Regions from separate parts of the Homo sapiens genome. Here region 2 is linked to region 1. A link is an interaction called in ENCODE POLR2A ChIA-PET data of the cell type or tissue named here. Cell type or tissue: Caco-2. All regions are shown on one strand. Each heading gives the region's core, and the rest is flanking DNA. Links, peaks and the distances in the headings are about the cores only. Region 1 overlaps SFXN5 (sideroflexin 5). Region 2 overlaps SFXN5 (sideroflexin 5).

Evidence for each region. ChIA-PET counts read pairs that join two places held together with the same protein. Peaks named below come from ENCODE experiments on the same cell type or tissue, not always from the same donor. Only the 100,000 strongest peaks of a DNase experiment are listed, where the experiment ranks them.
Region 2: POLR2A ChIA-PET joins it to region 1 with 16 read pairs; 4 of 35 experiments call an interaction of 5 or more read pairs at or near these places.

What each region holds. Positions count from the first base shown.
Region 1 is chr2:73,032,474-73,048,855 of GRCh38, reverse strand. It overlaps SFXN5 (sideroflexin 5), which reads left to right. Exons shown (of 14, transcript NM_144579.3): 3 at 7,925-8,002. Among named protein-coding and RNA genes, the nearest start is that of SFXN5, 31 kb to the left of the region's middle. RefSeq lists enhancers at 4,342-4,636, 11,347-12,232. In Caco-2, for the core only: no CTCF peak of the experiment used is centred there; a DNase peak (open chromatin) is centred at 12,450.
Region 2 is chr2:72,960,934-72,977,315 of GRCh38, reverse strand. SFXN5 (sideroflexin 5) reads left to right here. Exons shown (of 14, transcript NM_144579.3): 11 at 5,631-5,746; 12 at 8,783-8,868; 13 at 16,068-16,185. Among named protein-coding and RNA genes, the nearest start is that of EMX1, 52 kb to the right of the region's middle. RefSeq lists enhancers at 11,675-12,366, 12,367-13,060. In Caco-2, for the core only: a CTCF peak has its summit at 3,497 (motif pointing right); DNase peaks (open chromatin) are centred at 3,515 and 7,420.

The sequences.
Region 1 (16,382 bases), core at 5,283-13,282:
GAGAACCTTAAAATGTCTTTCATTCAGAAATCTCACTTCCAGAAATTTATCCAAAGGAATTAAGAGAAGTACAGTGAGATTTATATACAAGGATATTAATTGCAATGTTACTTATAATAGTGGACACCTTTTAGCCAGATGACCAAACTTAGCATCCCTAACAATTGAAAAGAAACTGACGTTGTGTGCTTCCTGATGTGATGTGATACTGGTAGTAGTTCCTAAATACTGGAAGACATATAAAAGTCTAAAGAAAATAAAAACTGCTCATCATCCAACCTGCTAGAAATAATCACCATTAACATTTTGGTCCATGTATGTGTGCAATATTGGGATGACTGGCCGGGCACAGTGGCTCATGCCTATAATCCCAATACTTTGGAAGGCTGAGGCAGGTGGATCACCTGAGGTCAGGAGTTTGAGATCAGCTTGGGCAACATGGTGAAACCTCGTCTCTACTAAAAATACAAAAATTAGCTGGGTGTGGTGGCACATGCCTGTAATCCCAGCTACTCGGGAGGCTGAGGCACAAGAATTTTGAACTCGGGAGGTGGAGGTTGCAGTGAGCCGAGATCACATCACTGCACTCCAGCCTGGGTGACAGAGACTCTGTCTCAAAAACAAACAAAAACTGGGATGACTGATACAATATGTACGTATCTATATCTCTATATAAATATATATAAGGAATCATATGCACATATGCATGATACGTGTATATACATGATACATAGATGTCATACATGGTTATATAGCAATGGATATCCATGGTATGCATGATACCTGAAGTATATACTTTTACCTATGAGTATATGAGCAGTTTTTCATGTCATGAAATGTTTTAAAATGTGTTTAACTGCATAATAATTCATCACATGGTTATTCTATTAATTATTTACTCTTGACCATTTGGGTGGTTTCTTTTTCATAAATAATATTGCAATAAATATCCTCTTACAGAAATCTCACTGTTTTTCCTTTAATTCCGTTGGATAAATTTCTAGAAGAGGAATATCCAGATGAAAGACTTTAGATAAATATTTCACATTTACTGTATTAGTCTGTTCTCATGCTGCTAATAAGGACATACTCAAGACTGGGTAATTATAAAGGAAAGAGGTTTAATGGACTCATAGTTCCACATGGCTGTGGAGGCCTCACAGTCATGGTAGAAGGTGAATGAGGAGCAAAGTCACATCTTACATGGCGGCAGGCAAGAGAGCTAGTGCAGGGGAACTCTGATTTATAAAACCATCAGATCTAATGAGACTTATTCACTACTATGAGAACAGTATGGGGGAAATTGCCCCATGATTCAATTATCTCCACCTGGCCCCGCCCTTGACATGGGGGGATTATTATAATTTAGGGTGAGATTTTGGTAGAGACACAGCCAAACCATATCATTGTCCTGCAAATTATACCAACCTGTACCAAGATTTTATATGTATATACACACACACACATATACATGTATATATACATATATATACATATATACACATATATATGTACATATATATACACATATATATACATACACACACATATATATTTTATATATATATATATATGTGTGTATATATATATATATATATATATATATATATTTTTTTTTTTTTTTTTTTTTTTTTTTACGAGATGGAGTCTCACTCTGTCACCCAGGCTGGAGTGCAGTGGTGCGATCTTGGCTTACTGCAGCCTCCCAGGTTCAAGCAATTCTCTGCCTCAGCCTCCTGAGTAGCTGGGATTACAGGTGCCTGCCACCACGTCCAGCTAATTTTTGTATTTTAAGTAGAGATGGAGTTTCACCATGTTGTCCAGGCTGGTCTTGAACTCCTGACCTCATGATCCACCTGCCTTGGCCTCCCAAAGTGCTGGGATTACAGGTGTGAGCCACCGCACCCGGCCCAAGATTTTATATTTATACTCCCAATAGCAGCAAGTGAGATGTCCATTTAAATGTATTGTAGGAAAAAAAAAAGGAAAAAATAACCAAAAAGAAAAAAATGTATTTTAGACAGCACTGGATAGTGTAACTTCAAAATCTTTGATGGAATTTTTAAATTTAAAACATCCCCATTGTCAGTACCCTTAGATACTTCAAGTTCTTGTCCATCTGCATACATTTTGGCAATTATGACACTGAACATACACTTTTTTTATTCTATTCATTTCCAAGTCTTTATAACTTTAAAAATAGTTTTTGGGGTGCAGTGGCAGTGATCATGGTTCACTGCAGCCTTAGCCTCCCAGGCTCGAGATCCTCCCACCTCACCCTCACAAGTAGCTGGGACTACACCAAGTCTTTATTATTTTTAAAAATCAAGTTTTGTGGCATAAATAACCATCCCATTAGACTTTTTGGTCTAACAGATAGGTTGTTTCCTATCTTTTGCTTTCCTGGACAAAATAGCCTTAGACATATTACTTTTTTTTTTTTTTTTGAGATGGAGTCTCACTCTATTGCCCAGGCTGGAGTGCAGTGGCGTGATCTCGGTTCACTGTGGCCTTCACTTTCCGGGTTCAAGCGACTCTCCTGCCTGAGCCTCCCGAGTAGCTGGGACTACAGGTGTGTGCCACCATGCCCGGCTAAGTTTTGTATTTTCAGTAGAGATGGGGTTTCACCATGTTGGCCAGGGTGGTCTCGAACTCCTGACCTCAAGTAATCTGCCTGCCTCAACTTCCCAAAGTGCTGGGATTACAGGCGTGAGCTGCTGCACCCGGCCAACATATCGCTTTTAGTTTTTGCTAAGTTTACTTTTTAGAGTAAATTCCAAGAGGAGGGTAGCCAGGCTTAAAGTTCTTGGGATAAGTGGATCGGTTTCTTTTCTGAAGGGATAGGCTGCCTGTCATGCTGCTGGAACTGCATCAGTTTACCTCACTTGGCCTCCTAAGGCAACTAGAGGTCAGGGCAGGGAAAGCGACGTGTCCCTGGTTCCCCTTCTTTGGGCATCTCATAGGGTGGGCTTCTGGCTGATGGGAGCCAAGGACCCATCGCAGCACAGACAGGTAGAACCCTGGGGGTTCCAGGACTGCTGGGTGGGAACATGGAGTTGGGGATGGCTGAGGGAAGACAAGAGAAAGGCTTGGGACTTTGCCTGCACATAACCATTACCTTGGGCCTCCGAGACCCACTGCTTGGAGGCGACTCTAGTAATGGTCAAGCTGTGGTAAGGATGCACGGCCCTGCCCTCAGTGGTGCAAGATTGGCCCAGTGAGAACAGTCAGCTACTGAACCATCAAGACATGGTGGAACATAACCTCCCTGCCATCCTGCACGCCCCACTGCCAGTTCATCCCCTCACCCCCACCCCCCGCCACAGTCTTTTAGTTCTATAACCACTGGGGCTCCCAAACTCTCTACTTTGCCTGAAATGGCCCATGTTTCAGCTGTACCTACTTCCTCTAAGTGTGTTCGTTTTTTCTGTGTTACGCTGGACTCAGCTTTGAGAGTAAAAGAGGCTGTTTATTTTTTTACTTGGGGTGCACTGCCTCAGAGGCCATCAGTTCTGGGGGGGCTTTGGGCATTGCTGAGGTTTCTTTGGGAGATGGTTGCTGGCGTGAGTACAGCAGGTTCTTCTGTGTGGATGTCTCAAGGAAATGGCTTGGAACTAGAGTTGAGGTTTCCTGGGATTTCTAGGTGTCACTCACCAACTCTGTGACCTTGGGCAAGGAAGTACCTTTCCCTCTTGGCCCCAGTTTTCTCAGAGAGGGGATGGCCCCCATGTTTCTAGCATGTGTACATGCAGAGGGGTAATCTTATCCATATCTCCTGTGAACAGGGCCTGGTCTCTCCAAGAAGAGATGAGTTTTGCTTCCGATGACTCTTCCTCAGCTTTCCTTTTTGTGCCTCTTTTTCTTCCTTGTCCCTCTGTCCCCATTCCCCTCCATCGGGGTATCCTGCCCTCTTCCCACCCTTTCCCCTCAGGTGGGGCCTTGAGGCAGGACCAGTGGGGCCAGGATTCTCCTCTGTTCAAATTCTGTGCTGCTGGAGCAGACCTCCTGGGTGCAGGCCCCTCCAGAGGGATCTTCTGGAGACCATACCCCTCTCAAATACATGGAGGGACTCTCATGGTGACACTTGCTGGCAGGCTGGCGATGGAGTAGTGTTTGGTAAGCAGCAGCCTGGGCTGTGTCCTCCCACTAACCACAGCCGGGCCCCTCACAGCCTTTGTGTTCAGGGGCTGGTGCCTGTTTGTTTCTGGTTGAAAAGACTTCCTGCGGAGTTCACCCTGCCACCAACCTCCCAGCTTTCACCACCTCTCAAGTACCCGGGCCCTTCTGCTGAGCCTCACGGTCCAGGGGCGTGTGAAGAGTTTAAACAGGGAGACTCTCCTCCCATTTCCCAGGTATCTGTGATATAGGCCCTTTCTCTGAAGTGGGGACACCAGCCACTAGAACAGCCAGGCCTCAGGGCCCTGTCCAGACAGCTGTCCTGGGGCCTTGCCTGTCCTACAGGCCTGGAGCCTCAGCCCCTCGGCCTTTGACAGAGGTTTCGTAAGGTCCAAGGCCAGCCTGTAGCTCTCAGAGGCAGAAAAGCAGGTTCCAGCTTCCTTCAGTCCTGGGCCCTCAGATTTGTCTGCAGGAACCTTGGATCTTGTTCTCCCGCAACCCATGCCCTTTGCCAAGATGAGGGCTCTTTGGAATTTATTCTTTTGGTAGGAGGGCTCCCTTTGATGACTGTGTCAAGTGAGATGGAATCTGGCCAGGTTGTTATAGGAACTCAGGAGAATCCCTGGAGTGGGAAAAATAATGAGAACATGGGGCCATTCACCATTCAGCGTTGGAAAGTAGAGCATTCATTGTCCAGGTCCGGAGGGGCAGGCTTAAGGGTGGGGGCCTCGCTGCATCACTAGGAGGCTTTGGTGGCATTGAGGGGGTGTGTGGTGGGTTGTGCAGAGTGAGGGTCTGACTAAACTTGGTTCAAATACTAAATCACCCACTTATTTGTGTGACCTTAAGCAAGTTGAAACAACACAATCCAATTTTGTAGATAAGCGTATTATGTCTAGAAGGAAAATCATCCTCACTTTTGGAGTTGTTATCTTAGGGGTATGTTTACAGATTTAAGATTACTTTTTGTACTTTTCCATTTTTTGTTCTGATATTTTCTTTAAACAGCATGAATTAACTTGTACAATGGGGAAAAAATAAAAACAACCACAAAGCTATCTCCACTTTGGAAATGAACGTATCCGGGAAGGGGCTCTTTGGAATCTAGGAGCTGCTAGGCCCTTCCATATTTGGAAGGGGAGGGACAGTACTTTTCAGCCTTCAGGCCATTCCAAGTAAGAAAAGTGTTCCTGGCCCCCTGACTGCCTATGGTTCTGTCTCGGGCCAGGCCTGGCTTACACCAGTGCTGGCCACCACGGTGTTTCACATGCCAGTGCTTCACATGCAGGCCTGAGGGGTCGAGGGTGGCCTCTCTGGTTTGCCTGTGTTGGCAGTTATTCCTGCTGCCATAGTACAGGAGGTGGCTGTTCATTTCCCACTCTGGCAGCCAGCTCAGAAAACCCTGTGTTCCCTACTGAGGGCCCTTCCTGAGGCTACATCCTTCTTTTAGACTAAGGGGCTTATGTTGAGGTCTCTGCACTCTCATGCCTAGCCAGTCTCATCTCTCCATCAAAAGGGGAACACAGCAGCTTCGCTGGGTTTCTTCCCCCATGCTGGGCTTCCTTGGTGTCTGGGTCCCTCATCTGGACCTTGACACGAGCTTCCTTCTATCACTGTTGTCTGTTTATTGTTTTTTGCTGCTGTTTGTTTATTTGTTTATTTATTTATTTATTGGAGACAGGCTCACTCTGTCGCCCAGGCTGGAGTGCAGTGGTGCGATCTCAGCTCACTGCAACCTTTGCCCCCCAGGTTCAAATGACCCTCGTGTCTTAGCTTCCTGAGTAGCTGGGACTACAGGCACCCACCACCACACCTGGCTAATTTTTTTGTATTTTTAATAGAGATGGGGTTTTGTCTCAAACTCCTGGCTTCAAGTGATCCACCTGCTTGGCCTCCCAAAGTCCTGGGATTACAGGTGTGGGCCACTGCACCTGGCCTGTTGTTTTTTGAGATAGGGTCTCATTCTGTCACCCATGCTGGAGTGTGGTGGTGCAAACACGGCTCACTGTAGCCTCAACCTCCCAGGCTCAATCAATCCTCCCATCTCAGCCTCCTTAGTAGCTGGGACTACAGGCACTCGGCACCATGCCTGGCTAATTTTTTTTATTTTTTATTTTTTTATTTTTTAAGATGGAGTCTTGCTCTGTCTTGCAGGCTGGAGTGCAGTGGCGTGATCTCAGCTCACTGCAACCTCTACCTCCCAGGTTCAAGCGATTTTCCTGCCTCAGCCTCCTGAGTAGCTGGGATTACAGGTGCGCACCACCATGCCCTGCTAATTTTTGTATTTTTAGTAGAGACGGGGTTTCATCATGTTGGTCAGGCTGGTCTTGAACTCCTGACCGCGGGATCCACCAATCTCGGCCTCCCAAAGTGCTGGGATTACAGGCATGAGCCATCATGTCCAGCCCATAGTTTACTTTTTAATTACTATATAATAGTTATAGTGTGCATATATTGCTGTTTACTTATCCATTCTACAATGAATTATTTGCAGTTTGGGGCTATATAAATGCTGCTGCTATGAACATTCTTATACAAGTCTTTTGGTGGGGACAAAGGCTACCTTCTGTTACTGTTGCTGTCTCTTTAGCTTTTAGACTTAAAAAATCATACGGTTTTATCCTTTTTTTCTCTTTCTCCCCATCAGTTACTCTGGCCATATGTACTTTAGTAGGTTAATCTCTGCCAGTGTTTTTAAAATGTTGAAAATATATAAGTGCTACTTAAATATGTTCTCCTGGCCGGGCACCGTGGCTCACACCTGTAGTCTCAGCACTTTGGGAAGCTGAGGCAGGCAGATCTCGCTTGAGCCCAGGAGTTTGAGACCAGCCTGAGCAACAATGCAAAACCCCATCTCTACAAAAAATAAATTAGCCAGATGCAGTGGCGTGTGTGTATAATCCCAGCTACTTGGGAAGCTGAGGTGGGAGGATCACTTGAGCCTGGGATGTTGAGGCTGCAGTGTGTTGAGATCGTGCCACTGCACTCCAGCCTGGGTGACAAAATAAGACGTTGTCTCAGGAAAAAGAGAAAGGAAAAATCCTCCTTATAAAGGCTTTCTATTTTTTTCTTTTTTAGATGGAGTCTTGCACTGTCCCCCAGGCTCACTGCAACCCCTGCCTCCTGGGTTCAGGTGATTTTCCTGCCTCAGCCTCCTGAGTAGCTGGGATTACAGGCATGCACCACCATGCCCAGCTAATGTTTGTATTTTTAGTAGAGACAGGGTTTCACCATGTTGGTCAGGCTGGTCTCGAACTCCTGACCTCATGATCTTCCCGCCTCAGCCTCCAAAAGTGCTGGGATTACAGGTGTGAGCCACCGCGCCTGGCCTAAAAGCTTTCAACATTACATTAAGATTAAAGTTCCTTGTGACACCCCTTGCCAAGTCTTGGCCCTTTCCTCCTATCCTGAGGTAACCCCAGCCACCAGTTTGGTTGTTCTCCTTCTAGGGCTTTTCTGATACTTTGACATATACAAATATTCACATAGGAAATATTATTTGATATGTGTGTGTTGTTTATTTGGTACAACAAACAGCATCATATTGCTTGGCCATTTGCTTTTTCACTCAACAAAATATCTTGGGGAGATGACCATGGAAGCACATGTAGCTCTACTTCATTTTTTAAACTGCCGAGTAAGAACATTTAGGTGGTATTTCTATATGATTTTGTGTGTGTCCCATGAACTGAGGGCAGGCCCAAAGCCTTGCACTGGCAGTATTTGATACTGATGTAATCCCACAAAAGAAAAATTTGCGGGAGCCCTGGATCTGTGCCCCTCAATGTCTCTTTTCTTTCTTCTGCAGAGACGTCTCAGAGAGGCTGTGCAGCTGCTGGAGGACTATAAGCATGGGACCCTGCGCCCGGGGGTCACCAATGAACAGGTAACTCTGTGGGAGGTGGGAGCATGGCCAGTGGGGAAGGGAAGGAAAGTGAGAAATTCACAAACCCTTCGCTGCAGCCAGAACCACTTCTTTCGTCCAGCATATACTTCTGCTGGTACATACCCCTGTGGACTAAAAGCTCTTTGGAGATGCTCAGATCTCTCCTGTGCTCTAGGTCCAGTGGGAAGCATGGAGGCTGATAAGGCTAGGGTGGCCCAAAGGCCAAAGGCTTGCTGAAGCTGGCCCGCACTGGCTTGCGAGAGCTGATTGTGGGCATCTCTTCCCAATTCCACGATCAGGGATGACACAGTGGGAAATCAGCCATGATGGGAGTATTTATACCATAGAAGTTGGCAAATGCTACAAATCAGGACTTTTTCTCCAGAGAACAGGTTATTAAACGTTTACCAGCATACCACTGTTCAAAAATTCAGGTTAAGGGTGGGAAGGATGGGGGAGGATGTTGAGGATTAGGATTAGGATACTGTTGTTTTATTCTTTTTTAATATCGTGTAGGAACTCAAATTAGAGATACCTGAAATGTTGAAGGTGGTGTTTTGTTTTGGGGAGGGGTAAGGGAAGGTAGTAGTTAATGATTACAGAGACTGATGGTTCATGTGCCAAAGTCTGTCTTTTTGTTCATAAACTTTATTTCAAAAACTTTTTCAAACATTAATTTAAACATTTTCAAAGTCATGTGTGCATAATTCAAGAAGTCAAATAGTACTAAAGTGCTTGTAAGGGGCTGGGCACGGTGGCTCACACCTGTAATCCTAGCACTTTGGGAGGCCGAGGCAGGCAGATTGCCTGAGCTCAGGAGTTCAAGACCAGCCTGGGCAACGTGGTGAAACCGTGTCTTTACTGAAAGACAAAAAATCAGCCGGGCATGGTGGTGGACGCCTGTAATCCCAGCTACTCATGAGGTTGAGGCAGGAGAATCGCTTGAACCTGGGAAATGGAGGTTGCAGTGAGCCGAGACTGCGCCACTGCACTCCAGCCTGGGCAACAAAGCGAAACTCTGTCTCAAAAATTAATAGAAATAAAATAAAATAAAATAAAATAAAATAAAATAAAATAGTGCTTGTAAGGAAAAATAGTATATGTTCCCTATCCCTCCCCAGTTCCCATGCCTGTTCCGCAGGAGCAACTACTTTTTGCTGTTCTGCAGATAGAAATTTATATTCTATCTTTCAGACAAATATGCTTATCTACACTGCTATTTCTCAATTAGTTCTTTTGGGTTATCTATTATGGTAGTTGAGGATTCAGCTCTCTTATCATCCACCCCTCTAAACACACTTCTTTCCGCCATCCATACTCACTCTTGAAATAGTTATCATGGTTTTGGGGCCTATACATATTCAGTCTTCATGTCGTTACAATTATAGAAATAACATTTACTGCATAGTCAGACTGGTTGTATCATGATTATGTCTCTTTTTCAAATTTGTTTTATCTGGAGTTAATAACCACCTCAGATTTTTCATTGGCATACTTTCCTTTGTACCATCTCTCACTCTCACTGTACCCTCCCGCGGCCTTTCAATACAGTCATACACCACATAAAGACATTTTGGTCAATAAGGGATCACATATATGACAGTGGTTCCATAAGATGATAATGGGGGCCAGGCGTGGTGGCTCATGCCTGTAATCCCAGCACTTTGGGAGGCCAAGGCGGGCGGATCACTTGAGGTCAGGAGTTCGAGACCATCCTGGCCAACCTGAAGAAACCCTGTCTCCACTAAAAATACAAAAATTAGCCGGGCATAGTGGTACATGTTTGTAATCCCAGCTACTTGGGAGGCTGAGGAGGGGGGAATCACTTGAACCTAGGAGGTGGAGGTTGCAGTGAGTCGAGATCACGCCACTGCACTCCAGCCTGGGCGACAGAGTGAGACTGTGTCTCAAAAATAGATGATAATGGAACTGAAAAATTCCTGTTGCCTGGAGATGTCTTGATGATCCTGACCCTGTGCAGGCCTAGTCTGTTTGTTTGTGTCTTAGTTTTTAGTTAGTTTTAAGAGTTTAAATAGTTAAAAAAAAGTTGAAAGTTTTAAAATAGAAAACTTACAGAATAAGGATATAAAGAAAAATATTTTGTACAATGTGTTTGTGTTTCAAGCTAAGTATTACAAAAGAGTCAAAAATCTGAAATTTAAAATTTTATAAAGTAAAAAATATACAGTAAGCTAAGGTTCATTTTATTGAAGAAATTTTTTTAAGAGGCAAGGTCTTGCTCTGTCACCCAGGCCTGGAGTGCAGTGGGGCGATGTAGCTCACTATAACCTCAAACTCTCAGGCTTAAGTGTTCCTCCCACCTCAGCCTCCTGAGTAACACACCACCACACCTGGCTAATTTTTTTTTAAAATAAATTTAGCGTGCTTAAATGTATGGTGTTTATAAAGTCTATAGTACTGTACGGTAATGACCTAGGCCTTCACATTCACCCACTACACACTCAGTGACTCACCACAGCAACTGCCAGTCCTGCAAGCTCCATTCATGGTAAGTGCCCTATGCAGGTGACCATTGTTTATCTTTTATGCCATATTTTTACTGAACTGTTTCTGTGCACAAATATACACAAACCGTTTACATACACAAATATCTACCATTGTGTTATAGTTGCCTATATATTCAGTACAGTAACATACTACCCAGGCTTGTAACCAGGGAGCAGTAGGCTCTACCTACGAGGTAGCCTAGGTGTGTTGCAGGCTTGCCCATCTAGGTTTGTGTAAGGATGCTCTATGCTGTTTGCACAATGATGAAATCACCTAATGATGCATTTCTCAGAACATATCCCTGTTGTTAAGTGACGCATGACTGTATTTTCAGTGCTCCTTGCAATCTGAAGATTTCTGTCTTTGAGTTTCTTTTTGTTTTCCTGAAATTTTCCTTTCTGGGGCCTACCTCCGAGTTCCAGGTCTTCCTTTTTCTTGGTATATTTCATCATTTTGGTGGAACACCTCTTCTCGTAGCTTCCTGAAAAAGGGTAAATGAGAAGAAAGTTTTGAGTCTTTTTATGTCTGAAAAATTATAATTCTGCACTCAGCCTTAATTGACAGTTTGGCTGAGGAGAAAATTCTAGGTTGACAATCATTTTCCTTCAGATTTTTGAAGACCATTGCGCTATTTTCTTCTGGGTTCCAATATAGCTGTTGAAAAACCTGATGCCGTTTCATTCCTGATTCTTTGCGGTCTGTTTTCTTTCTTTGGAAATATTTAGGATCTTCTCTTTATCTGTGAAATTTGTTTCTGAAATTCCACAATGCTGTTTCTTTTAAAATTTATCATTTTGGATTCTTCATTACCCCTTTCAATCTGAAGACTCCTGTCTTCAGCTCTGGCAAAATTTTTAATTGCTTTCATCACTTTTTCTCATTCTGGAACTTCTGTTAGTCAAATATTAGCCATCATAGGCTGACACGTAGGTTTTCTCACCTTTTTTCTCTTCTATCCATCTCTATGGGCCAGAAGCGAGGGTAGGGCCTGGGGGATAGAGCAGGTAGGAAGCTGGATGAAGTTCCTGTCTACACCACCAGAAACCAGGCAGTGACAGTGAAAGCACATGATACCATGGGAGAGCCGTGGAAGGGGTGACCCTCCCAGACTGAGGGCATCTGGAAGAGATTTCTCCCCTGAGATATGAGGGCTGACAGGGCTGGTGAAGAGCAGGTGGGGGTGGTCCAGGCAAGGAGGTGCACACTGTGCTGGAGATCGAGGGAGCAAGACCCTACAGAAGGAGGGAATGGGCGAATGTGCTAGACTGGAGCATGGTGATGGGAATAGAGGGCAAATGCATGAGCGGAAGCAGCACCTTGGCCAGATGCCCCTGTGCAGGGCCCTGGGAGAGTGACAGACCCGCAGTGCCTGCTTACATGGGGCCCATCTGAAGGCGTGTGCACTGCGTGCTGAGTCATGGGCAGCCGTCAGCCGGGAGGGCAGGCTGCGATCTCCTCTTCCCTGAGCAATGGGACTTCTCTCTGGCCATGAGCACCTAAGAGCCTGGATGGTGTGACCTGGTACCCCACCCTACTCAGGCCGAAGCAGTCCCCAGCCCTTTTCGTGTTCTTCTGAGACCTGTGAGAGTTGGGTCCTGCCTCTATGGCCTCCTGACCATGTGTTTCCTCCTGGCCCAGGCTCCGCTCTGCCCTTTTCTTGCTGAGGTTGGCCTCTTGGGACCCCTTCCAGCTCCCAGAGTTTGGGGAATGAAGCCACATTTCCTCCTCTTTGCTCCCTTCAGTAGCTTGAAGCTGCCTGTCCTGTTTCCCAGGCCTCCTTTGTTTTCTGTCCTGAAAGCCCCCATGTGCCTCAAGGGAGCTGAGGAGGAGGGGAACTGGGTGGAGGGGCAGCTTGGCACTAACTGTGCTTCCCGATTCTGGCTCATGTTGGTGATGCCTGCAGTGTCCATCTGGTGGCTGGGTAGCACAGTGCTCTAGGTGTGAGCCTGCCACTATGGCCCCCTAGAGGCAGATCCTCCCTCTCCCTCCCTTCCCCCAGCCTCCTGGCTCCCCCAGCACCAGCTCTCACAAATGCTTCCCTCCCTGGGCTTCAGTCAGCCAATCTACACCTTCCTCTGGCCTCTGCAGACACAGGAGCAGAGGGGATAAGTGGTGACATGGCAGCTCAGGGCTTGGGGGGCTTGGCAATCCATAGTTAACAGTCACTGTTCCTGGCCCAGGCTGGCCCTGCTCATCTGAAGCGGCCCGGGTGGTTCTTGTTCTCAGTCTGGACAGTGGCCTCACCTGCACCTGGGCTCTGCGCCTGCTCTCATGCCTTTGCAGGTGTGTGGGCCAGAAGCCTGCAACTGGGTCCTGAGGCCTGCAGGCCTGTCCTGGTGTTGTGGGCAGTGCTGGTTAACTTGTGACACTCTCTTTTTTTACCCAGTTTGTCATCTAACCTGACCTCCAGGTACAACACCTCACCAGTGGGTATGCGCAAATGTATTGATTGTTTGTTTGCTCCTGATGGCCTTGGTTTGGTCTTCTGTTGTGGGTGGCTGCTCTCTCCTCCAGGGACCGTTACCTTGTTTAAAGGTTGCTATACCAGCCAAGCGTGGTGTCTCACACCTGTAATCCCAGCACTTTGGGAGGCCAAGACAGGTGGATCACCTAAAGTCAGGAGTTCGAGACCAGCCTGACCAATATGGTGAAACCCCATCTCTACCAAAAATACAAAAATTAGCCAGGCATGGTGGCATGCACCTGTAGTCCCAGCTACTCAGGAGGCTGAGACAGGAGAATCGCTTGAACCCAGGAGGTGGAGGTTGCAGTGAGCCGAGATCACAGCACTGCACTCCAGCCTGGGTGACAGAGTGAGACTCGGTCTCAAAAAAAAAAAAAAAAAAAAAAAAGATTGCGATACCAATGAATCACTGGTTCTGAGGACAAAATAAAAATGAGTATAATTTAACTTTTGGGTTTAGCAGGTGAAAATTTGAAGAGCTAGTAACCGTAATAAGGACTGTAGCTATCAGTTAAAAAAACAAAACCATGGTATACAAAAATGTAAGCATAGACACAGCCATTAAGTTTCTGAATGTTGACTCTGATCTGTACACTTGTATATGCTGGGGCTTTGCCAGAATGATTTGGTGTGGATGGAGGAGGTGGGTGGGGCTAAATATGGAAGACCCCTCCCCATGGTGAGCCACCGCTCGCTGCATGCTTACGAAGTGGCAGGTATTGCACCATAAGTACTAGCGCTTTCCACATATTATCTCAGCTAATCTTCACATAAACTTGTCAGTAGGTACCTGTATCAACCCAATTTTCCAGTGAGACTCAGAGAGGTTGCATTATTTTCCTAAGGTCACATAGCTAGTATGTGGTGGGGCAGGGATCTGACACTGGGCCTCTTAGATCTAATGGGAGAGACATCTTCTGTAAGTGACAGAGACAGAGAGAAGAGACAAGAAAGAGAAAGCTGGGAAGGAAGTTGGAGGTTACAGGCCAGATTGAGAAAGTCTTTGAAAACCAGGCAGAGATGCTGGATGCATTGTGTGGGGTAAGAGGAAGCTACTGAAAGCTATTGAGCAAGGGAGTAGCACGACAGTGGTATTGTGGTAGGATCAGTCAGTGGCAGTGCCAGAGTGCACTGGGGAGGAATAAGTGCTATTACGGAAATCAGCTCGGAAGCAACTGGAGTGATGGGGAGTGTGGGGAGCAGGTTACTGGGAACCACTGTAGCTCCTGAGTGGCTGGGCTTGTCCATCATTCAACATTCCCCAGAGGTTGGGAACCAGCCAACCTTTCCTAAGTGCCTACCCTGCACCCAGGGTAATGAATGTATGGATTGCTCAGAGCCCCCATGCAGGATGGATTTCTGTCTGCGACCTGCCTAGGAGAAAGAGCTGCTGGGATGCAAGAGATCCTGCAAGTCTTCTCTGGCAGGAAGGCAATGGGGTCAGCTGTGTTTGGGCTTTGCTGAAAATAACAGAGCAAATACCAGAGGCAGGCTTAAAAATACTTGTGCCCCAAGTCTTCTGTGGGCGTCAGCAGGTTTGTCAGATGCCGAAGGGAAGGCTTGGCTGACCCACTAGTCTTACCCTGACTCCTAGCATCAAGCTCTGGGGATCCTGGTCAGCACCCTGCCCCTCTGGGCCAGGCCCAGCATGGCCCTAACTGGTAGCACAGAACAGGCAAGTGATCAGTAGGAGGTGAGTCATTTGTATGATGTGCTAGGTGTCGTACTGAGTGCTGTAGATGCATTTGTGGGCTGGGTCCCTGCAGTGGCCTCCTGGATGATCTGCCTATACTACCTGGGCTCCTCTGTCCATTGCTGATACAGCACACAGAGTGACCTGTGAAATTATACAGGACATTGTTTGTTCCTCTGCTCCAGGGTTTCTCAGACTTGGCACGATTGGCATTTGGAGCCAGATTATTCTTTTTTGCGAGGGCTGTCCAGTGTACTGAGGGTGTTTAGCAACCTGCCTGGCTGTGACCCAGTAGATGCCATTAGCTTCCCCTCCCCAGTCATGACAATCAAAAATGTTTTCTGATGTTGCCAAATGTCCCCTGGGTGCAAAATCCACCTCCTAGTTGAGAACCACTGCTCTAATAGAAACTATAGTGTTCCTCTTTTGCACTTAGAGTAAAAGCCATAGTCCTTAACCTGGCCTGCAAAGCCCCCAGTCCTCTCTGATCTTGTCTCCTACTGCTCTCCCCTATTTGGTCCACTGCAGTCACACTGGTCTCCTTGCTGTCTCTCAAACATACCAGACAGGCCCACTTCTGCCTCAGGGCCTTTGCACTGGCTGTTCTGTCTACCAGAGCAATCTCCCACTAGATAGCTGCATGACTCATTCTCTCCTTCAAGTGTTTCCTCCAATATCACCTCAGTGAGACCCACCCTGACTATCTTACTTATGTCTGTAATCTCCATCTCTGCCACCTGCTCACACTTGCTATCCTCTTGTCCTGGTCTATTTTCCCTAGTTTCCTGAAGCACTTTTCCTTCTAACATATCAGAAAATGTGCTTATTTATTGTTTGTGTTGCTTATCGTTTGTCTGTCTGTGCAACCCTCTAAACTCAACAAAAGCAGAGATTTTGGCCTGTTTTTGTCACTGATGTGTCCTTAGCACCTAGAGCAGTGTTCAGCACATAGTAGATGCTCAATAAATATTTGTTAAATAAGTAAATTTGTTAAATTAATTATTAATTTTCACAATAACCTTGAAAATATTCACATCCTCATATTACAAATGAGGAAGAGGAGGCTCAGAAAGATTAAGCGTATTGCCCTAAATCACATAGCCAGCAAGCGGGAGATCTAGAATTTAAACCCAGGTCTGGATAGAAACAAACTGCGTGTATAGGGAAGTTGCAACTGCTGCTGTGTGCTATGCTGCAGAACTAGGCGAAGAGTCCCTCTTCTTTCGTGAGTCTGTAGAATTGGGGGTACCCTCACCTGACATAGACTTGCAATAGGTACATATTACCTGGGAGTAACCATGGCAACAAAATTAATGGTGAGGTATAATGCGATTGGCCCAACTGATAAATTAGGAAGTTTTTTTTGTTTGTTTTATGGAGGCATTCTTTGCCTTACAGAAGGATCCCCTTCAGGCTCTGTTTAATTACCTTCTGGAGGTTGTTTTAAATAGGCTCTGTCTTTGCTGCCTTGGGAGGTTTGGAGAAGCAGCTTGGAAGGAGGCAGAGGGGAAGGGGAGCGAGCCAGATTGGGGGTGGGGCTGGGCTGTTCCTCCTCCCTCTGGGTGTTGGGGGTGTGCCCCGCTCTGCCCGAGAAGGCCAGTTGGTGAGTGTCCTCTGCCCCTCCCTTGGACTCTACACCGAACTTCAGGTAGGTTCAGATGGCACTTCAGCTGAGATGCTGGCTGTTTTTGAAATTAGCCAACTTCTGGGATCTT
Region 2 (16,382 bases), core at 3,048-11,047, 69 kb after region 1:
CTCAACACAAACTGTTGAGGGTTTAAATAATAAGGGAGTCTATTACTTTACAAAGGGCGAGTCTCAGGCGGGGCATCCAGGGTGCTTCCCGCAGTGTTGCTCTGCTGGCCTCCTGGTGGGCTTCATCTCAGGCTTGTGGAAGATGGCGGCAGCAGCTCCAAGCATCACGTCTGGACCCAGTGTCCAGAGGACAAGAGGCTCTGCCTGCCTCTCAACCCTTCTTAGATGGGAGGAGACCTTCCCCAGAAGTCCCCAGCAGACATTCCTGGTTGTCTGGAATCGGGTCACATGCCTCTTCCTAGACCAGTCACTGCCCGTGGGAGGATTATTACTATTAGTTTGGATTAATCTCGGGCGGGGGTAGAATAGCTCTTAGGAGTCAGTCACCATGACCCTCCATAACTTAAGATTAGTAGCCCTTTGTTTATCATATGTAATAAATATCACTTTCCAGGTCCCCATATCTTATAGTATGGTTTCTAAATCGATCTTGAATGCTGTGTTTCTAAGATGCCTGAGTTATAAGAGGTATTAACATAATAGCCTTTTAGAAGAGAACTATAATTAGTGTCCATTGGAAGGAATAAGCAAGTATTCACTTACACATTCAATACCAGTCACTTTCTTTAGTACCACAGAGTTGGAGTCTAAGCCTCCTTCACATTTTCTTGTTCTTTTTTGGGCATTGGTTGTTAAACACAGCATCGTGGCCACCACTGCTTTTTGTAGTCCTGCTTCTAATCTCCACTCCTTTAGCCTGTTTAAGATGAATAGTATAATTTCAAAGCATATAAAAGAATATTGGGAATTTTTGTTTGCATTTCTGATTTGGTTATACTTAGGTCTCATATTTGTTCTTTACTTGAAGAAAAAAAATATTCCTGAAATTAATCAGCTTCTTTAGGAAGCCGACATGTTGTAGGTACCTAAGTGTGGGACCCATGACTAGGTTACGTCAATCCCTGCTGGCTTTAAAATGTGTGTGATCTTCTTCAAGAAGTTTGGCAGTTTTTTTTTTTACTTTTTGGGTAAATGAAACATGATTATATTCTCACTGTAAAAATTTAAATATTATAGAAAATTCTGGTGTAAAAAAGTGGAAGTCTTTCAACAACCCCTAATTCTCAAATTGAATTCCTTTCCCCAAGCAGACCACTCTGTGAGCTGTGAACCTTCCAAAACATTACCTGTGGATTTATGCACACATATATGTGCATATGCCAATTACAGGGTTTTACATACAGTAAATCATCATGTACATACTCAGTAGCTTTTTTCACATAACAGTTTGTTTTGGAGATCTTCCCATGTGAGTTCCCTAATGGTGGACATTTAGGTTGTTTCTAATTATTTGCTCTTACAAACAGTGCTATAATTAACATCCTTGTAAATGTCTCTTTGTGCATATGGGCAAGCATTTCTTTAGGGTAGCTATCTATGGTTTGGCAATTTCTACTGTCTTTAATTGCATTGCCTGGTATCTGGCAGACGATCTTCTGCATGTACAATAACTTTTCATGTCCGTGCTCCATTATAGTGTAAGTTTTAGAAAGATGTTTTAGGCAACAATTAGGAATCTAAGTTTAAGTTCAAATTCTGTATGGATTGCTGTGGTCAGCTGAGGTGACACTTGAATGAATGGATACCTGTACACATGGCTGCATTCACACATGTACAGGCAATTGTGTTGAGTAGCAGGTAAGATTCCCTTCTCTGACGACTTTCATTGTAAGGCACATTATGATTTTTAAAACATTAAAATATGGGAAGGTGCATCGTAGAATTGAGGAGTTATGGTAGTTTATTTTCCCCAAATCAGTAGCCCATTGCTGCATGTCTGTGTTTAAATGGTCCTTTCCCTGTGAGTTGATAGAACTGCTTTACTACCAATTAATTTCCCTGACAGATGGGTGAGTTGCAGGACTAGTGTACTGCATTGATCTGCTTGTCTATTCCTGCCCTAGTTCAGGGGCAGGCTCCCCCATGATCTTCTTTTGGAGAACTTTCTTGCACATTTGTCTTTCTGTCTACTGCTCTTTCTTCCTCCCCACACTGCCCCTTTTACACCGGGTGCTTCATTAGCTTTTCACAATCTGCATGATTTTGCATCGCAATGGGTCGGATGTGAGAACATCTGCAGCAGGCAAGAGCAAATTCTCTTCAGGACTTAACACTGAGCTTGCCATCATCAAGAAGCAAAGTCTTTCTCTCTCCTTCTCTTTCTCTCTCTCATTCCTTGACATCTCCCACATTGCTGCTCAAACATCAGTTATGCCTGAGTCTTGAATGGTGTCAATCTGAGTTGAAAATGTGCCAGCTTTCTTAACATCATCACTAACAGGCTGCTTAATTAACCTGCTGATACCATCAATAATAGATCTTGCTGGTGTGTTGGAGAGGAGACCTGTGCCCCAGGGTTGTGCATGTTCTTGTTCTCTCTGTCTCTGTTTTTTTTTTTTTCTCTCTCTCTCTCTATCATTTGCTTAGGCTCTCAGTGTCCCTGTCACAGGAGCCGGACTTGCCAGGAGTGGGATGGGAAGGATCAGGGACAGTTTGAAAAGGATATGGCAGAATTGAAAGTTTGGGATGAGCTCATGGAAATGAAATCACTGTAACAGGCTGGCATTCCCACTGCCCAAGGGCATGGATGGCTGGTAGCCTCTGCATACGGCAGGTGCTCAATAAAGGCCAACCAATGTACACAGTCAACAGAAGAGATTGCAGGTCATGTGCCATCTGTGTAGGCTGTAAGAATTGCCGGTTTCAAGGGAGGAGCCTGGGGAGGGGGCAGGTACCATCATTCTGAGATGACTTTTAGGGTTTTCTCTGTTTTTTTTCCATTCAGGCAGCTTCAGAATTGTCCTGGAGGGGCTGGATGAGGGGAAGGAGGCTGGGTTTTCACTTCCTTTCATGCTTCATCTTTCATCTCAGTGGTTTTGTGTTTGAACCAAAGCTGTCCTGCTCGCCGCATGTTTAATGTTTGGAGATTACAGGGAGAGAGTGAGATGCCACCGTGAGTCAGGGCTGGTCCACTACCACCTCCAGATCCACACTCTCTCTTCTGTTTGTCTCCCCTATGCATACACACACAAAATGGGGGCTGGAGACATTTCAGCTGTCCCCACTTTCCCCTGACTTGGCATGGGCACAGGTGCAGAGGCTGACATTTTGTGTGAGCTCAGCCAGCACCCAGAAATCCCATGGAGACCCTACATTCTGCCCCTCCTTTTATGCCCGGAGAAGCCAAGGTGGGGTTGGGTGGCAATGGCTCAAGTCCCCAGAGTGAGCTGGTAGCTCCTGACTTTAGCAGGATGCTCGTCTCCTGGACCACATTCCTGTAACTTTGCCTTTCTGGGAGTGGCGGTGGTGGTGGTATGGTGGACAGCGTCATCAGAGGGCTAGGATTGATGCCTTTCAGGGCAGAAAACCCCACTGTCCTCTCAACGGTTTTCTTAGGTCTCCTGGGAACCGAAAGCCTGGCAGCTCCAAGGGCATGGGGGATGCATAGCCTCCCTAAGGCCACTAGAGGGCATGTCACTAACACAGAGGCCAGGTGGCTGCTTCCCAAGGCTACCCTGGGGGACCCTTCTGGGCCCTGAGCCCTGGGCGCCTGGGGCTGAGGCGGGAGAGATATGGAGCCAGAATTGGAACCCAAGCCCGATGGCCCCAAACCCAGGCTCCCATCCCCTCCTGGTCATGCCCTGCTAACCAGATCTCCTTTACCTTGGATTCAGCTTCCTAATTCTGTCTGTCACTGACTGTGGTGAAAACAAGGGTTTCTCAGTGTCAGCAATGTTGACATATTTGGGGGCCAGATGATCCTTTGGTGGGGGGACTGTCCTGTGCCTTGCGAGATGTTTAGCAGCACCTCTGGCCTCTATCCACCAGATGCCTGCAGCAACCCCTGACCCCTAGATCACAATCACTGAAAATGCCCTCAAACATGGCCAAATGCCCCACAGAACCGCCCCTGGCAGAGAGCGGCTGTTTAGGGCAGGTGAGCATGCCTGTTGTGGGGCAGGAGAGCCCGGGACACAGAGGGACTGCCCATGGTTTCCACTGCACTGAGCGTCGGTGGAAGCAGGAGAGATGCTCGAAGATGGTGTGTGTGCTCTAAATACATTTTAGAACTGTATTTGGCCTCCTGCTTTTCTTCTCCAAAGACTGCAGAGTCTCTCGGTCTTCCCCTGTTTATTCCACCTCCCCATTTTAATGAAACAGGCGACTGAGGCCCCAGGGGTCTCAAGCCACACCTCACCCACAGAACCCTGTGCCCCAGCTGTGAGCACCCTGGACCACTCGTTGGCTCAGGCCCCAGGAGCATCTGTGGTCTCCCTCCCACTCCGCCTGCCCACTAGGCCCCGCCACCCTCCAGCTCCCCAAACCCTGGTGGCCCCCCCCACTGGAAGGAGGGGGAAGCAGCAGGTGTTGATGCTAATCAGCGTTCACAGCCCAGAACTGCAGTCGCTCCCAGGCTCACACACTCCCCAAAATTAAACACTCATTATACAAAATTAATTGACATTAATTAGCAAAAATTAAAACTTTAAACACAGCAAGGCGCTTTGGGGGGAGGAGTGAAGCAGGCAGACTCTGCATTTGTCACCCCCCACTCCCCACCTGCCCACCCCTCCCAGGTCCCCCCACTTCCATCCTGCAGCGGGGCTGGGAGAGTTCAGGCGGGGTCAACACCCACACTGCACTGGGCCACGGGGCCTGGCCCAGTCATGTGAGTCCCAGGATGGGGGAGCAGAAAGAGGATCCCTGAGCTAGTTGCCAGCTAATGGGTGGCCCCAGACTTCAACAACCAGTGCTTCACTAAGGAGCCGGGAACCCTCCCCTTAGCCCAGGTTCCCAAGATCTCAGATGGCAGAGGGGCCTAGCCAAAGGCAGGCACTCAGCCATAGGAAGCAAGAATGGAGAAGGTCTGCCCTTAACTCAGCCCGCTGCTCCTGCCCCAACCCTCTTGCCCCCTGAGTATTCAGAGGCAGAGGCACTGTAGCCTTTCTGCTCTGTCCCACTCTGCTGTGTGACCTCAGATAAGTCACTCCTCTTCTCTGAGCCTCAGTCTTCCATCCATATGATGAGGGGGTGGTGCTGGGTGAACACTGAGGTTTCTGCCTCTCTGGCACCTGCTGTCAGGGAGGCAAATTTCTGGGAACTTGATTTGCTCAGAGACAGGAGGGGCTGGATGTTGGACCGACAGTTTAAGAGGATAGGGCAGCGCAAGGGCCCCAGTGATGGTGGAACATCAGGCCTCGGGGTCAGGGGGGATGCGACTTCAGGTCAGAGAGCCCTCCCAGATGGACACCCACTTTGCCTGCCTAGTGGGCTTGCCCTGGAGGAGAGGAAAGCAGCCCCTCGGTAAGTGGCCGCTCTCTGAGGCCAGAACGGGTGTCCTCCCTGATACCTGTTCTTTTCCACTTTCACTTACCAGGTTCCCAAGGGCCCCCAGATCCCTCACCAGGCTGATAGGCAGATGGACAACAGAACCACCCCTTCCCTAACCTTTGCCCATGCATTTGAACACAGAACCCCAAGGCTTGCGTAGGAAGGAGTGTAGTGACCTCCCTCCAGGTGGAATGCCATCTTCCTCCTCATCCTGCTCTCTGCATCCCCTCTCTCTGCAGCCAGTGCCAATATCTGCAATGTGGTCCTGATGCGGTACGGGGAGCTGGAGGAAGGGATTGATGTCCTGGACAGCGATGGCAACCTCGTGGGCTCCTCCAAGATCGCAGCCCGACACGTGGGTCTGGGGGTTCGCAGGGTTGGGGAGGCCAGCAACAGGGGAGGGGAGTGGTTTTCCTTTAGCGTGTGTCTTCCACAGGCTTCTATCCAGGGTACCCTTATTTTGGCATCTTGATGTCTCCTCCTCACCCCACCCCCACCTCCAATCTGCATGAGTCTGGGCCTCTGGCCTCCCGCATGTTCCCCTGGACATGGTCTCACTGCTGTGAAAAGTTCCTGTCTCTTATCGCAGCCCCTCAGGACCCAGCTTCTTGCTTGTCTCACCCAGAGGAGGTGTTAATTGGTGAGGGCAGAGGAGACTCCCTCAGAGCTCTCTTCCCCTTGCCTCTGCCCGGGCCCTACCTCCCGGGCCTTCACATCCTCTTGGGTAAGCCGAGGAAGCCTGGGAGGCCAGTGGTTTGTGGTTCTGGGTTAATAGGCACTTCTGCAGGTGAGAGCTCACCAGGGAGTGAGTGCCGTGAGGTCAAGGGATTTGAGGCTTGCAGAGGTTTGGAGAATATTTTGTTACAAGACCTTCTTTCGCCACTGGTTTCATAGGCTCAGCCACTCTAGCAATTGCAGTTTAAAAAATGAAAACACAGGCTGGTCACAGTAGCTCACGCCTGTAATTCTAGCACTTTGGGAGGCCAAAGTGGGTGGATCGCCTGAGTTCAGGAGTTCGAGACCAGCCTGGCCAACATGGCAAAACCCCGTCTCTACTAAAAATGCAAAAATTAGCCAGGCGTGGTGGCGGGCACCTAAAATCCCAGCTACTCAGGAGGCATAGGCAGGAGAATTGCTTGAACCCGGGGGGTAGAAGTTGCAGTGAGCCGAGATCACATCACTGCACTCCAGCCTGGGTGAAACAGCGAAACTCCGTCTCAAAAAAAAAAAACGCAGTCCATGAGTCCATGTGTACATCTCCCTCTGCTTTCCCAGCCTTTGTCCTGATGGTGGTTAGTGGCTCGTCTTGCTGCCCCCTGGTCTCTGGCCTCTGTGCTGGGCATGGGGTAGGATGGGTGCTAGGGGGGAGCCGTGAAGTAGTGGAGCATGCATCCCTGCTCCAGCCACTGTCCTTATCAGCTCCCACCAGGGCCCCCAAGCCTTACCCCAGTCATGAGGTCTTCTCAATCAGACTTTAGTCTGGGAAGAGCTCTCTCCAAGTCAGTGCCCCTCCAAGGTTTTTAGGGCAAGGGGCTGGGGGTGTCATGCCGACATTGCATCCTCTGCTCCCTGCACTGGCACTGGACCCTCCTGTCATTCCCATACCTGTTCCAGAGACTGGAGGGGCCTCTCCCAGGCCTTCCTGAGGCTGACCATGAAGAGCCCAGGTTCCTGGGAGAAATGTTCAGCCCTGAGCCCATCATGAGAGGGGATTTAGTCTCAGTTTCCTACCTGTCCCCAACCTCCCATTCCAGCCCTGTTCTTTTCCCCAGCCCCCCTGAGGGAGGACAGCCATGCCATGATAACTCCTGTCAGTGTCACACAGCAAGGAAACCCAAGTGGCCCCTGGCTTCCTTCAGCCTGGCTTGCTTAGGTCTTTGCTGTCCGGGGAAGGACTCCAGGCATCTGTGGGCTGTGAGCTGCTCCTGGAGCCTCCTCTGAGGGCTGAAGCTCGTGGGGCTAAAGGAACTTACCACAGTGGCTGTCGGAGCTCAGAATTGCCACTGAGCTGTGTTCTGGCAAGGACACTCCCACCCCAGGAATCCCTTGGGAGGCCCTGGAGCAAGGCCCCAAGCAGACCCCGAGGGAAACCCTGCAGACACCCAGCTGAAGCATGCTTCCCTTACAGAACCAACTTCTTGTCACTGAGAAAGACTCATCCAGAGCCAAGAGACACAAGATCTTGCAAATCTTTGTCTTTAAGAGATGTTAAAAAAAAAAAAAAAAAGTAGGCCGGGCACGGTGTCTCACACCTGTAATCCCAGCATTTTGGAGGCTGAGGGGGGTGGATCACCTGACGTCAGGAGTTTGAGACCAGCCTGGCCAACATGGCAAAACCCCATCTCTACTAAAAAATGCAAAAATTAGCTGGGTGTGGTGGGGCATGCCTGTAATCCCAGCTACTCGAGAGGCTGAGGCTGGAGAATTGCTTGAACCCAGGAGGTGGAGGTTGCAGTGAGCTGAGATCATGCCACTGCACTCCAGCCTGGGCAACAGAGCAAGACCTCCATCTAAAAAACAAACAAACAAAAAAAACACCAACAACAAAAAAAAGTAAATTCCAGAAGCTCGGTCCTCCTTTGGCTCCATGAGCCCCACTGGCTCAACAGGCCCTAGCTGACTATGCTGGCCTTGCTTTTAGAGCTGCTCCCCAGCCCCTGTGCACACTGAGTATGGGAGGTTGTGCCCACCACCCCCGAGGTAGTCAGCCACCTCCCTGAGCACTGCCCCTTCCTGGGGCTGCCTGAGTGTTCCCCACGTGTGGCAGGTGATGGGAATCTGCTCTTCTCAAATGTGTGTGGTAAGAAGAACACTGGAAGCCAGGCACGGTGGTTCACACCTGTAATCCCAGTACTTTGGGATGCTGAGGCGGGCGGATCACCTGAGGTCAGGAGTTCGAGACCAGCCTGGCCAACATGGCGAAACCCCATCCCATCCCTACTAAAAATACAAAAATTAGCCAGGTATGGTGGTGCGCACCTGTAATCCCAGCTACTCGGGAGGCTGAGACAGGAGAATCATTTGAACCTGGGAGGCAGAGGTTGAAGTGAGCTGAGATCACACCACTGCACTCCAGCCTGGGGGACAGAGCAAGACTCTGTCTCAAAAAAAAGAAAGAAAGAAAGAGAGAGAGAGGAAAGAAAGAAAGAGAGAGGAAAGAAAAAAGGAAGGAAAGAAAGAGGGAGGGAGGGAAGGAGGAAGGAAGGAAGGAAGGAAAAAGGAGACCAGTGGCTTTTTTTGTTGTTTGGAATGCAGCTTCCTGAGCAATCCCATGAATAAGGCCATTCAGACACACATGCGTTGTGGTGGCACACACCTAGGGCTCTGGGTGGTGTGCTGTCCTGTCACCAGCTGTCAGGCCCCTCTCACACAGCTTCTGCCTGCCCCTCAGGCCCTGCTGGAGACGGCGCTGACGCGAGTGGTCCTGCCCATGCCCATCCTGGTGCTACCCCCGATCGTCATGTCCATGCTGGAGAAGTGAGTTGGGGCAGCCAGGATGGAGAGGCCACCATGGGGGAGGAGGGGGAGAGGGAGGGGGAACCGGCTGGCCCAGGCAAGAGATGAGGGGGTGGCAGGAAGCCCACCCCAGTTTGTGTAGAGGGTGGAAGGTGTCTTGCTCCATCTTGGACTTTCCAGGTAGTGCCACAGAATCACTCTGTGAGAATTCTTGGACTTTTACTATGCAGGACCCTGGGCTAGGTGCCACGAGGGATACCAGGATAACAGTGCTGGCCCTCCCCTGAGGAGCTGGCAGTTGTGTGTGTGTGTGTGTGTGTGTGTGTGTGTGTGTGTGTGTGTGTGTTTTCATGTGTGCTCACATGCTCTCAGTGAATAGTATGTACAGGACCATTTGTGAAGGCAGAGTCTGAGGATTCAGGTAGGAAGACTAGATTTGGGTAGGCATCTGCTGTGGGGCAAATCACCACCTTACTGAGCCTCAGTTTCTCTGCTCGTAAAATACAAATAGTAATAGCCTCCTGCCTCCCTCAGAGGGATGTTCTAAGCACTCATATCTGTCATGACTGTGAAGAAATGAGGGAGCATAGTAACAGTAGTGGAGTGATTCTATTAATGAATGAGTGCGAAACTGAAGGGGCGGACTGAAACTCCGCTGGAAGGAAAGGCTGCGCAGAGAGGGCGGGCCCTGGGAGAAGGCAGGGGGCAGGGGAGGGTCCCCTAGGTGGAGGGGGCCTGGAGTTACAGACCCCTGGCTTGTCAGTTGACAGTGAGGAGACCCTACCCTATGGGGACACCTCAAGACAGCAGCTGGAATTGGGGGCGTGTGGTATAAGGACAGGGATGGGGTTACTCCATCTGGGGTTCTGGGGCAAAGGATTCTTCCCTGTTTGGGGACTTTCTTATTCCCGCAGTATGAATTATAATAACAAGCGACATTTATTAAGCACTTGTGTATCCCAGTCCTCTCTCAGTCAGGCCTCTGCCCGAATGCCACCCCCTCAAAGAGGCCCTCCCTGACCACCCCATCAGAATTCACCATTTCTCATTATTTCCTCTCCCTTGAAGTCCTTTATTTTTCTTACGGCCCTTATCCATATCTGAGATTGTTCCTCTAGTTGTGTACTTTCTGTCTGCTCTACTAGAATGTCATCTCCATGAGGCACGTCCATCCTTTTGTTCACTGCCCTGCCCAGCATCTAGCACAGTTCCTGCCACACAATAGATGCTCAGTAAGTGTTTGTTGAAAGGATGAATGAGTGAGTGAATGCATTCTCTCATTTCACCTTCAGGACAGCATAATAAGGTAAGTATAATATCCTCATTCTACAGCTGAGGAGAGGAAGGCAAAGACAGGCTATGTCATCCACTTACGGTCATGTACTAGGAAATAGCAGAGCCAGCGGTGGCTCAGGAGTGCGGCTGCAAAGCTTAGTCTCTTCAAGCTACACTGGCTGCCTCTTGCATATTCAGGTCATAACCCTCAATCAGCCTGTGTTTGAGTCCTGCCCTGTGTGGAAATGGGAAGAGTAGATTTGGGGTCTGATCTCAGGAAGCCTGTGTGTTTATAAGGGTGGTGGGCAAGACCCGTACCCAGGTCAGCTGCAGGTGAGAGCAGGCAGTGTGTGAACTTGGCCAAGGTGACCTTGAGAAGAGGAAGCACTGTGGGCCTGGCAGCAAGAAGGGCTGGTACCCAGAGAGGGGCTGCGGCCGACCCAGAGAGCAGGATAGAATTTTTGTGGAAAGGCGGGCTTTCTGGGCAGGGTGCAGGCCTGTGGTATAGACACTGAGGTGTCCAGCCTGGTCAAAGTGAAGTGCGCTCATGGGTCCAGCTGATGAGGGGTCCTGTGTGCCCAGCTGAGGTGAGCCCTCTCTCACCCTAGAAGAGGGCGGAGGCTCTGGGGGTACCTGAGCATGGGCATGGCATGGTGAGCACTGGGATTAAGAAAATGCGTATGGTATGGAAGTTTGCAACAGACAAAAATAAACAGGGCAGGCTCTTTTGTGCCCCTGACTCTCGTATACGTAGCCCCTTCGTGAACTGAGGTTGTCCCTGAATACCAGTGACTGCAAGTACACACAGGGAGCAAGCGGGGCAGGTGAGGAAGGTGGTTCTTCTGTCCTTGAGATTGCTGAGTCTTGAACCTTGGAATTCTGAAGCTGGTTCAGTGAGCAGTGCTTACTCTGTTACTTGTACCACAAGTCCAGTGAGGTAGAACACTCGCACAAGTCAAGCGAAGCAACTTTATTACTCACAGATAGGCCTCGGGGACAATGGACGCCTACCACTCAAGGCAAGCTGGTGCCCCATGGCTCGAGAAAGCTGCCCAGGGAGGATGGAGTCTCGTCCACCCACGTACCACATCACACTGCAACTGAGGGAGCCTGGGAGCGCTCCACCCTGGGGTTTCCACCCTGGGGGACATCAGCTTACTGTGCTAAAGTGTTGCAGGACATCCTGTTCCAGAAGAGGTAGGAACATGAGCCCAGGCTGTCTCAGACAGGCCCTCCTTATCTCAAGATGTTGCATTCCCAACACATCCTACAGCTATCCTGAGAACTACAAGAAGGCGGGGGGCGGGGTGTGAAGCTGGGTCAGCCATGCTCATCCAGGGACCTGTCCTGCAAGAATTTGCTGGGGAAAAACATGCTCTGTGATGCCTTCCCAGTTGGCAGAGATGTTTGCAGAAAGTGGAATGATGGTTAGTGTCCCATTAACTTGGGGGCTTAAACTTGGCTTTGGGAGTCATGGTGAAACAGGAAAAGTTTCCTTGTCCCCCTCAAAGGGAGTGCGATGGGGATGTGGCTTGCTTCTTCCGGGCTCTGCCGCTCAAACCTCTAGGGGAGCATACAGATGGGCAGGCTGTGGGGCTCCGACCCCACGGCAGTGTCTAGGGGTGAATGTTTATAGCTGATGCCCCAGTGGGTGTATGTTACAGGGTACTTTTTTAGTTTAGCCATCCATAGGTGGCTTGTATTAGTCAGCTCAGTTAGACCCCTGCCTTATCGCGAGGACAGAGGGCTTTCTGTATCCCGGGGTTCTTGCCTTGGTGTACTGGAAGAATCGGATCACACGTGGGCTTGGAGAATGAGTGCAAGGTTTCATTGAGTGGAAGTAGCTCTCAGCAGATAGGGGAGCCAGAAGGGAGATTGGTTTTCCTCTGGAGTCGGGCTGCTTGGTGGCCCAGGCTCTCCTCCGACTGCCCCAGCCAAACTCCGCATCATTCTGCCCGTGGGTGGCCTGCCGGCGTCTGTCAATGTGCCCTTCCGCCAGCGTGCTCCCCTCAACGTCCTCTTGCTGTCCAGCCGCTTGTGTGTTCCTCCACTGATGTGCTCCTCTGGATGTCCAGCTGCCTGTGTGTTTGCCTGCTAGGGTCTCAGGGATTTTTAGGTACAGGATCAGGGGGTGTGGCAGGCCAGGGTGGTCTTGGGAAATGCAACATTTGGGCAGGAAAACAAAAATGCCTGTCCTCACTTAGGTCCGTGGGCACAGGCCTGGGGGTGGAGCCCTAGCCAGAGACCGTGCCCTTCCCTTCCCCCCTTCCGTATCCATGGCAAGTGGGTTGATTATTCTGGGACTGAACCCGTCCAGCCTGGGACCTGCCTAGTGTCTGGGTGCCACATACTCTCACATCTCAGGCTCCAAAGGAGCCCCTCTGATAAGGTGATGAGAGGTCAGAGTTTGGTGCTCCTGGCAGCCTCATGTTTCACTGGTCCTTCCCTGAAGTTCTTTGGAGGGTCCCTGGGGAGAAGAAAAGTTCAGCCCGGGTTCCCCCAGGAAGATGAAGATGAATAAGACCCAGTTTGTGCCTTGAAGGCTTGCTAATCTCACATGTACTCTGGAAGTGCAGGACTGTGTGGTAGGGAGGCAGGGCAGTGTAGCAGAGTGAGCTGAGGCTCTGGTAGGAAAACAAAATCTAGGTTCCTGCTCCACCTCTTTCTGCCAGTCTGATGTGGCTGTGGAGCCTCCCTCAGCCTCAGTTTCCCACCTGGAAAATGAGGACACTGCCCCTTCATCACCTTGTTTGTTGGGGCTTTGCATTTTGCACCATCCAGCAGCTCTTTTGCTCTTTGCAGGGTCCGTGCCACGCACCCTATAGCCTTTGGGTGCAGGGGCACTAGTGCAGGGCTTCCGCTGAGGAGGCTGACAAGGAAGGCAGCCCCCACCCTTGGGGAGCCCCTGTTGGGTGAGGGAGTCAGGACAGCCAAGGAAAAAAGACAAAAGAACACTTACAAATTAACGGAGTGCAAACTAAAACTGCGCTCCAAGTGCTGAAGGAATGCACAGCAATGAGGGGGACAAGCTGTGGTGTGGCGGCCATGGCTGGGACCTGCCTTGCTTCGCCTCTGGCCTCGGTTGATACTTTCAGAGCCAAGGTCCCTGGGCTTCCTACTGGGAAGAGAAAGGTGGGAGCTCAGCATGCTCAGTTGGCCTTGACTCTGAGACGGAAAGGAAAAGAATCTCAAGTCAGAAGCAGAGGAGCGTCCATCCCCAGTCCAGCGCACTGGGCTGCCTCTGGGGGGTGCAGTCCACTGGGTGCCATCCTTCCCTCTCCACCACCCTCCAGCTCCCCTGAATGCTCCAGGGGTTCACACTTGACACCCTCCCTGCAGCACCAACCATGCTGAGGAGGAAGCTAGGCCCAGGGGTGGGATCACAGGTTCCTGTGCTGGATCAGGAGGGCTCTAGCTGGCTCAGCCCCAGCCCAGCCTCCCTGGCACTGGAATGAAGGGCCAGCAGGGGCACCAGGCTGGGTCTGAGTTGGCTCCGGGCCCAGGCCACAGCCCTGAGTCCGCTCCCCCAGCTTCCTTTACTCCCTGGGCTCCAGGTCTTTCCTTTCTCCCAGGCATTCGCACATCTCTCCATCTACATATTTTAACTCCCCCAGCTGCCTTTCCCTTCCCTCCTTGCCATTTTCCTCCCCCCTCCCTTCCCCCTGTCCTACTGTGTTCGCTCTCAGGCCTGCTCTGGGCTGGGGCTTCCGAGGCTCCTGTTTCAGCCTCAGGCCTGACTCCTTCCTGAGCTGGGAGCCCAGGCCTCAGACTTCTTGGACCTCTTTCCCACTGAGTACTTCAGCCAGCCACCCTGAGAGAGGAGCCTTGGTCACAGCCCCACAGAAAGGGGGTCTGTCTAGTGTCCCCACCAGCAGGTCCCAAGGACTGAGCCCATGGCCTGCTCTTCACTTGCCGGGGGTAGCGTCTCTCTTTCTTTTTCTCACCCTTCACTGCTCTCAGGGCTGTGGGCAGGGACCCTCGGGGCTGTGCTTCCAGGGACTCCACACCCTCTAGTCACTGCCACTGGAACAGGAGGGCAGCCCCGTCCTTCCACAGCCTCCTCCAAGCAGGGCCTCCAGACTCTGTATGAAGCTTGGAGAATGAGCCTTGTATCCCCCGCTCCTCATCTTGCTTGAGAAGTTCATCTCAGGGCCCTCTCAGCCTTACTCCCAGCCCCTCCACGACCCCTAAGGAAGTCCAGGCGGGCATGGGCTAGCATGGAGTAGAGAGAGAGGGTGGGGGTGCTGGATGGGGATTGGAGGATCAGAGGGGTTTGGGCTTGATTTAGGCACCTTGGTCCTACTGCTCAATCCTGTGGAAACTCCCCTTTCCAATAGCTTAATTCAGGCCGGATTTAGCAGCTGGACAAACCTTGCGGTCTGGGCCTGTGGGAAGGACTGGAAGACAGGTGGGCTACCAGGATCCTACCTTCCCGCAGGTAACATGAGCAATAACAACAGCAATAATGACACATAATTTCTGAGCACTTACTGTGTGCCAGGCCAGGGCTCACCCTTTTACTTGCATAGGATTTGCAAGTAATGGGATCTTTATTAATACCTGAGCAGGAACATCCAGGGCCAGGGTTTATCAGAAGTGTGGTCTGGGATCACCATTTTAGACTCATGGAGGGTTAAAATGCACATTTCCAGGTCCAGTGCCCACTGAATCAGGCTTTCATGGTTGTAAGCAACCCTTGGGCATTTGCATTTTTAACCAGTTGCCCAGTCCAGCTGATGCACTTTAACTTTTGAAAACTACTCCCAATTTTGCTGTCTTCTCAGGGCCAGTTGCTGTTGGGATTCTTGTCTCAAGAGGTGACAGTATATGGGGTTTACTGCCCGCCACATTGGGGCTCTGCCCCTAGGAGGGCCCCTTACCTGCCTGTGGCATGGTCAGCCCTGCTGGGGGCGGCGGATAAGAGCCTGGATTATTTCCCCTTCACACCAGGAGCCTGTCACTTGGAGGCTAACAGTTACTGAGGTCAGATTTAGTGCCTGCCCAACACCCCCTGGCAAATAGTCTAGTCATCCCAGGCCTCCCCAGGTGGAATGCTGTGGTCCCCGCTGAAGGGCCTGCTGTATTGAGCAAAACAGGAAGCTCCGATGAACACAGTGCAGGCACATTGGCCAGCTGGTATGTCCCCACGCTGTCTGGGGAGCCTGGGCCCCAAAGGGAGGTTTATCATGCCCCCTCCCCTGCCCAGGAAACCAGCTCCGAAGCCAGCCATGGGAAGAGGGTGCCAGCTGTGTTGTGTTGGTGATGAAGCTGGCACAGGGGACCAGCTGGGGTGACAGCACCCTCGGGGAGCCAGGGGTCCAGGCAGCAGCTCTGACAGCCTCCTGCAGACTTGGCCTTGGACGAGTCATTGCACCCTCTGTTGCCCTTGGGTTGAAATTGACAAGGTGGCCAGTGGGGTGTCTTCTGTTCTCACACATAGAGGAGGATCACCCCCTCCTGGCTGGCGTGTGCCCATATGTATGTGCTTTGTCATCTCCCCTGAACTTGGCACCTACTCTGGTTTCTTTGCTGTTTAATTACGTGCTGCCCTCGAGAGCGATCTTACGTCCCTATGTGTCTCCCCAGGAACAGGGGCCGACAGCCTCTTTGAGTGTCTCTCCCACATAGGGCCTTCTTGGCACGGGGCTGGACGCGTGGCGGGTGGGTGCCCCGAAAGTACTCATTCGTGACCTGAGTAATTGAGGTTTCAGCCAGCAACGTCCTTCAAGACATTGGGATAGGGGTCTATACCCGCTGGGATAGGGGTACCTATCGGGAAAAGGTCCCAAAGACAGAACTCTGCTATATCTGTTTAGCTGCACACTGGCACTGCCCCGGAACCACGCTTCCTGGGCCCAGAGACAGAGTGGGACCCAGCATGGTGGCTGGCAGCCAGCCCACCCCACCTTCGGGTCTCATGGGGCTCCCTCCTCTCTCCCTCACAGGACGGCTCTCCTGCAGGCACGCCCCCGGCTGCTCCTCCCTGTGCAAAGCCTCGTGTGCCTGGCAGCCTTCGGCCTGGCCCTGCCGCTGGCCATCAGCCTCTTCCCGCAAATGTCAGAGGTCAGTGGGGAGGGGCTCAAGGGCAGGGCAGGGCAGGGGGTGCTGTTTGGTGATTTCTGAACAAATACTCATACCGTGCCGACTCCTTAGCGCCATGCTAGGCGCTGGGGCTGGAACCGTGAATGAGGCTGGCCCAGGCTCTGGCCCTCAGAGTGAGGGTCACGCAGTCAACAGGGTGATTAAACAGAGGCCAGCAG